Linked DNA regions of Mus musculus: region 1 is linked to region 2. The links are chromatin contacts, found by POLR2A ChIA-PET in ENCODE. All regions are on one chromosome and are shown on one strand. Each heading gives the region's core, a stretch centred on a gene start or an enhancer-like site at or near the end of the contact. The rest is flanking DNA. Distances are from core to core; before and after follow the strand shown.

Region 1 (3,324 bases), core at 408-2,907, 120 kb after region 2:
ATGCATAGGACCACTCTCCTCAATAAAGATTATAGACCCATAATGAAGGTGGGGGAGGGAAGATGATACATTTCTGCTGGAGCTGCCCATGCATTGGGGAGGAACCTCAATAAAGTCCCTGGTTCACAAAACTGGACTTGAGTGAAGTTGTTTCTTTGGTCAGGTTAACTTCTTATCCCAGAGCAGTTCCCCAGAAAAAGTCAAATATTGCAGACATTGATGCTCTTGAGGTCAGAAGAATTCTTTTTTTTTTTTTTTTTTAGATTTATTTATTATTATATGTAAGTACACTGTAGCTGTCTTCAGACACACCAGAAGAGGGAGTCAGATCATGTTACAGATGGTTGTGAGCCACCATGTGGTTGCTGGGATTTGAACTCTGGACCTTCAGAAGAGCAGTCGGGTGCTCTTACCCACTGAGCCATCTCACCAGCCCAGAAGAATTCTGAGGAGTCATAGAGTGGAGGACCCTGAGGGCTGCTGGGAGAACCCCAGGGCGGGGGGTGGGAGGGACTGTGAAAAGGACCAGAAATTTTGCGGAGCCTGGGACTCAGGTGTGAGAGGCCTTGAGGAAGAGGCAGGACTGGGGAGTGGGAATTCTGAGGAGCTGTGGGGAGCTATGAGGAGGAAGACCCACAGTTCTGAGGAAGTAGCCAGGGCAGTGAGGAGAGGGGAAGGCACTCTCAGTTACCAGTGAATTTGATATCAGTTTGAACTATATGAGGCACTGACTCAAGACGCTGAAAATTTAGGGTACAGATATAGTTAGGTTGGTAGGGTTTTGTCTGGTATGCTTGCTGCCCTGAATTCCATCCTCTTCACCACACAAACAGGGCCCTGTGGCACACAGCACTCATCCCAGCACTTAGGAGTTAGAGGTAGAAGAAAGTTCGAGATCATGCTCCAATCATAGCAAACTCGGGCAACCTTCATTACATAACAAACTTGAGGACAGCATGGGCAATAAGAGACTCTGTCTCAAGTTATTTTTGAAACAAGGTCTCTCTGTATAGCCCTGGCTGTCTGGAAACTATGTAGCCTAGGCTAGCCTAGAGCTCACAGAGATCCATCTCCCTGGTGTTGGGATTAAAGGCATGTGTCGCCTTGCCCACCCACAAATTTTTGAAATTTTTGAAAAATATGAAGATGGGGAGCAAACAGTGAGGATGCAAGCCTCTGAGGAAGTAAACTCAGATGTGAATGACTGTAAAGAACCCGGGCCCTGTGAAGAAGTGATAACCTAAACAGATCCAGGACTAAAGAGAAGGCAGAGGCACTGGAGTAAGCAAGGGACGAGGGCCTATGATGGGGAAGGTAGCCATAAAGTGCACCAGACTTAAGCAAATGCAGGCGGTAGTCGTTACCATGGCAACCCCAACCATGGGGTTCCTTTCTTACTGGCAGTTGAGAAAGGAAGTTTCTAGCTAGTCGCTGAGGAGGGGGAACAGTGCATGGTGCTGATTGGTGACGGCGCCCACAGGGGGCGTGTCCTGAGGGGTGGGAGGATCAGAAGAGAATTCCTGTTTCCTAGACAACCCTCAACCCTCAGCAGCCGTTGAGAAGCTGTTTGGGGCGCATCGCGAAGGAGAGGGTGATGCACGGCGAAGATAGATGAAAAGGGCGTTTTATTGGCTAGTGGACTTGAAGGAGGCGTGGTCCCTGGGTCTGCGGCGGTTGGCTGCTGCGCAAGCGCGAGAGCCCGGCGGGACCTGTCCCTCTGCGCTCGCTCGGGACTGTAGCCCATGGCCGCCCCTCTGCGTCCCGTGCCGCCACAGCCCGCCCCGCGCCGCCTGCCGACCACAGCTCCACTAGGCCATGACACGAGCGACGTCCTGCAGCAGATCATGGCCATCACCGACCAGAGCCTGGACGAGGCTCAGGCCAGGTGCGGCTCCCGGGCAGGAAGGGAAGGGGCGGAGGCGGGATGAGGATGGGACAGGTGCAGCTGAGCTTGGAGTGATGGACAGGCGGAGTGATCTTGGGCCAGAGGGAATGAAGGATACAAGAATTTGTCCTGGACTAAAGGGTGACTTCGTGAGGAAAGAGGGTATCAGAGTTATGGAGGTAAAAGCCCGGCCCTGGGAACAGGAGACATTGGAAGGGTTAAGTGATCTATTATTGGCGGACGCGTAGGGTTGGGGTAGGGCAAAGACCGCAAGTTTGCAAGTCACACAGTGGAAGAGAAGCTACTGAAGAGCCTGTACTAGAATGATCTGATACAGGATCCGTTGAGAACTTTCAGGAACGGATATGGGGAGCTGGGTGGACATAGAGGGCACCCGTCTTTTTATAGTTTTTATTTTCTCTTTGTGTGTATGTGTGTGTGCTCCCGACATGTGAGTAGAGATCTCCAGTTCTTTGGGAGTGTAGCGAGTACACTAAACCACTAAGCTCTCTCTCCAGTGTACCCACCCCCAACCTGGCAGGAGCTTTTATCACCAGGCTTGCTTCAAACTCATCATTTTTTTTAAAGAGTCAGTTATTTTATGTATATGAGTACACTGTAGCTGTCTTCAGACACACCAGAAGAGGGCATCAGATCCCATTACAGATGACTGTGAGCCACCAAGTGGTTGCTGGGAATTGAACTCAGGATCTCTGGAAGAGCAGTCAGTGCTCTTAACCACTGAGCCCTCTCTCCATCCCTCAAACTTATTAAAAGATAACCTTGGAAGGATCTTTGAGTTCGAGGCCAGCCTAGTCTGCAAAGCGAGTTCCAGGACAGCCAGGGCTACACAGAGAAACCCTGGCTAGAACCATCCAGAGACTCAAACAAACAAACAAACAAACAAAAGATAACCTTGAACTCCTGATCATGCAGTCTTTACCTTCAGAGTGCTGGGGTGAGAGTCATCCGCCACCCACTAACCACATCCCAAGGATTCCTTTTCTTTATATTTATTTGTCTGTTTGTTTGGGAGAGGACCTCATGTTTCCCAGGCTAGCCTGAAACTCTCCATACAACACATACAGTCCAGGATGATCTCCTGCCTCAGCCTCCCTGAGTGCATGTACCAGCACACCCAGCTCGTGTGATGCTCAGGCTGAACACAGGGCTTTGTGCATGCTAGGCCAGCACTCAGGGACCCATTTTAAAGCATTTCTTTCATATATGTGTGTGATGATGTGGCTTTGTGTGTATGTGCACGTGTGCATGCTGGTCCACATCGCGCATGTGTGTATTGAGGTAAGAGGTCACTATCAGCGGTCTTCCTCGATCATGCTCTGGCTTTTGCATTTACATTTATTTATGGACTGAAGCATGTATATGAAGTCTCAGAAGCCCTGAGAAAGTCAGTTCTTCCCTTCCACTCTGGTTCATGA
Region 2 (3,198 bases), core at 435-2,934:
TAAATCATAAAAAAAAGAACACAGATGCTATTTCAGAGGTCCAATTCCCAGAGTACACATGACAGCTTACACCCATATGTAACTACAGCTACAGGAGATCTGATGTCCTCTGCTAGCTTCCGCAGGCACTAGGCATACAAGCGGTGCAAACGAAACACCATACATAGGATACAAAAGGATGCATCTCCCTCCCCTGGCCTCAGAAAGGGATGGACACCAAGCACTAGGATGGCACGGCCTGAAACCAGCCTATCATCTGATACCTGTGTGAGCCAAGGATCTAGTCAGGGACGCAGCTTCAATTCAACTGAGTCCCTGTCAGTTCACCAGGACCAGTCAGTCTGCCTTTCATATCATATAGACCACTACAGCCACTTTCAAACCTGACATCCTCGGGCTTCATTCAAAGCTCTCCCCCTGTGGCTCACTAGTCGTGTGTTCTAACTTCTCTCATCAACTGAAACACTGCTTGCATTTCTCTTCGCCAACTTCTGGGACCCTCTGAACTCTGCTGCAGCCTCTTTAACTTATGCTGGTTGTGTAAACAGCATATGTGGATATAATTATATATTTACCGTGTGATATGAAAAAATATTAATAATTAGGATTTGGAAAAATTGAACCTTGGATAGAATATCTTGGAAATATAAAATATCTTGGAAAAATAGCCTTGGCCAGATTACCACCAGAGGCGTGACACCTTTTTACTTTCTATTCAGTAAATTATGAAATTGTGGAAATACACAAACATATTTGTCTGTTTCTGATATAACATCCTCATGACCAGAAGACACAATCAGAAAAATGTCAGTTCCCAGGTTCAATTACAGATTTAAGATAATTCCCACAAAATGCTAAAAAGTTCTTATCAGGTACATAAAAGACATTGCTGAATTTTATATGTAAAATACTTTTAAAAAAACACACAAAATGGTTAGCACAATGTAGACGAACCCACAACACACTCGTAACATTTCCAATCAAATACACAAGACAACACACTGTTTAGGAAGAATAAACAGATCCACAAAAAAAAATTTTTTTTTAAATTAGGAGACAAGCTGACCTTTGATAAAGTAGTACAATCTTTTCTAGAACTGTTTCTGGGACACCATCCGAAAGAAACTCTTGGACAAAGACTCGGAGAATTTCACAAAATTAACTCACACTTGATGCTAGACCTACGAAGCCCACAACGTCTAGACCACAGCGCAGAGAACACAGCAGTCATAAGTGCGACACCAAAAGCACAAACAGGGCGCCAGCACTGGGCGGTGACGTCACCAACCCGGAAGCTACCCCCTGATTAGGAGGAGTCTTCCGCTCCCCGCGCTCTGCGCAGACATGGCTGGAAAAGCGGAAGTGATTAGAGTCCTCCGAGACAAGCACTGGCCAGTGACGGGGCCCACGTCGCCCAGTGGAACGCACAGGGTGTCCGCTCGGCCGGCCGGTCCCACCGCTCCCCCAACCCCGGGAAGGACCTATCACCCCGGCTCACGCGGCTCAGCCGACCGCTCCTCCCCATCCGGGGACAGCGGCCCCGCGCTCACCATGGCGCGGTTGCTGAGCTCGCCTGCGCTCCCCCTACAGCTCCCGGCAGCGGCGATCACACCGCAGCTCACGGGACCACGCGATGCCTGCTTAAGAACAGAATCTGCAGCATGGCGGCGGATAGGACCCACCTCTCGTCTCGTCTGGTGTTCTTGATTGGACATCTTGCCCCGAAGCTTTGATTGGCTAGAGCTGCACCACAAGTCTGATTGACAGGAGTTCCCTAGATGCAGCTGCGTGGATGACTCAATTCCATTGCTCTAATTGGCTAGCATGCCCTGAATGATGAAGCAGTTCCTTTAGGCGCTCTTGAGTGAGTGGCCTGGCCTGAAGGTTCTGATTGGCTAGCACTGCCCTACGAGGGCCTGAGTGACAGGAACAGCTTCGCTTGGTCCTTGTGAATGAATGTCCTGCCCTCAGGGCCCTGATTGGCTAGTGAAATCTGAATGACAGCTCCCATAAGTGGATGAACTGAAATTAAAAGACGTGGACCACACAGACCTTCCCAACTCTGGCTTTCACCCAAGTTCATGCAAGTCTGCTTCAAGACGATCTGATTGAAGCAGGACTTCCTTGTGCATCCCAGAACTTTCACAGCTTGTCTTCTTGCACTCAGTAGGTACTTAAGGTTCTTCCTCTTGGAAGCCTTGTTTTTGTGCACAGTCTATTACATACACTCCCCAAGGCAGTGATCACTTTGCCTCACAACTAGACCAGGGCCCAACCCAACCCCTATCACATCGAAACAAGACTTGATGTCCTCCGGGTTTCAGGAATTTCAGCAAGTCACGCCAAAGATTGCTCAATTATAACAAGTTGCACCTTTTCTTTTTAAGCAGAGAAGCGAACCCATTCCAAGACCAAGGTGGTGTTGCTTTTCCTGCAATCCCAACAAAGGAGGTGGAAGCCAAAGAACCAGGAATTCGGGATATACTTCCTGAAAAACTTCCAGTATCAATCACAGACTACTCCAGGTCAACAGAAGGTATTGAAAGACTCCGAGAGGAGCCCCTCGCTCAGGCCTCAGGACAATAGCGGACACCCAAGAACTCACGACAGACCGAGCTTGTTGCAAACCACATGAGGCTTTATTCGGGGAAAGCCAGAGCTCTGGGGACGACTCATATCCCACGCAGGGGTAGAGGAGTTGTCCTCGAGGGGAAAGAGGTCCCAGTTTTTATAGGCCCTCAGGGGGGAAAGGAGAAGGGGGAGATTAGGGGATTTCCAGATCTAAACAATGTCTATTCTCAAGAAATGGGTATGGGAGGGGTACAAGGAAAGAGTCTAATGAAGGTGCAGCAATGGGCACACACCTGGTCAGAACTTTGGCAGACACACAGGTTCAAGAAGTGGCCAGAGCATTGTGCACCTCTATTTTTCTAAATCAGTGAAGCTAGTTCTGCTAACACTGACGTCTATCTTGCCAATTTCAGGGCTTCTGTGTCCTTTTACATTCTGCCAGGATCTTTCAGTATTTGAAGGAGCCTTACACATTGAAGATGCCTGTATCCACGAGGCCACAGAAATGACCAAACCACACTAGAATAGTGAAGGAAGACAGGAGATAGCTAATTTTTAAATAAGCAGATAGCTAAGGAGAGTGGCTCTGGATCAAATCAAACTGATTAGGAGTTCATCCACTTGGGA

The links. ChIA-PET counts read pairs that join two places held with the same protein, here RNA polymerase II (POLR2A).
Region 1: POLR2A ChIA-PET joins it to region 2 with 17 read pairs in embryonic stem cell. The contact joins the promoter of Pbx4 here to the promoter of Zfp869 in region 2. POLR2A ChIA-PET finds 5 or more read pairs at or near these places in 3 of 5 experiments (Patski and embryonic stem cell).

Annotation. Positions count from the first base shown.
Region 1 is chr8:69,830,967-69,834,290 of GRCm38, forward strand. Pbx4 (pre B cell leukemia homeobox 4) reads left to right here and starts at 1,658. Exons shown (of 8, transcript NM_001024954.2): 1 at 1,658-1,885. The coding sequence starts at 1,743. It overlaps Lpar2 (lysophosphatidic acid receptor 2), which reads left to right. Exons shown (of 3, transcript NM_020028.3): 3 at 1-136.
Region 2 is chr8:69,715,218-69,718,415 of GRCm38, forward strand. It overlaps Zfp869 (zinc finger protein 869), which reads right to left and starts at 1,685. Exons shown (of 5, transcript NM_001039965.1): 1 at 1,551-1,685. It overlaps Gm51532 (a long non-coding RNA gene), which reads left to right and starts at 1,890. Exons shown (of 2, transcript XR_003947396.1): 1 at 1,890-2,536.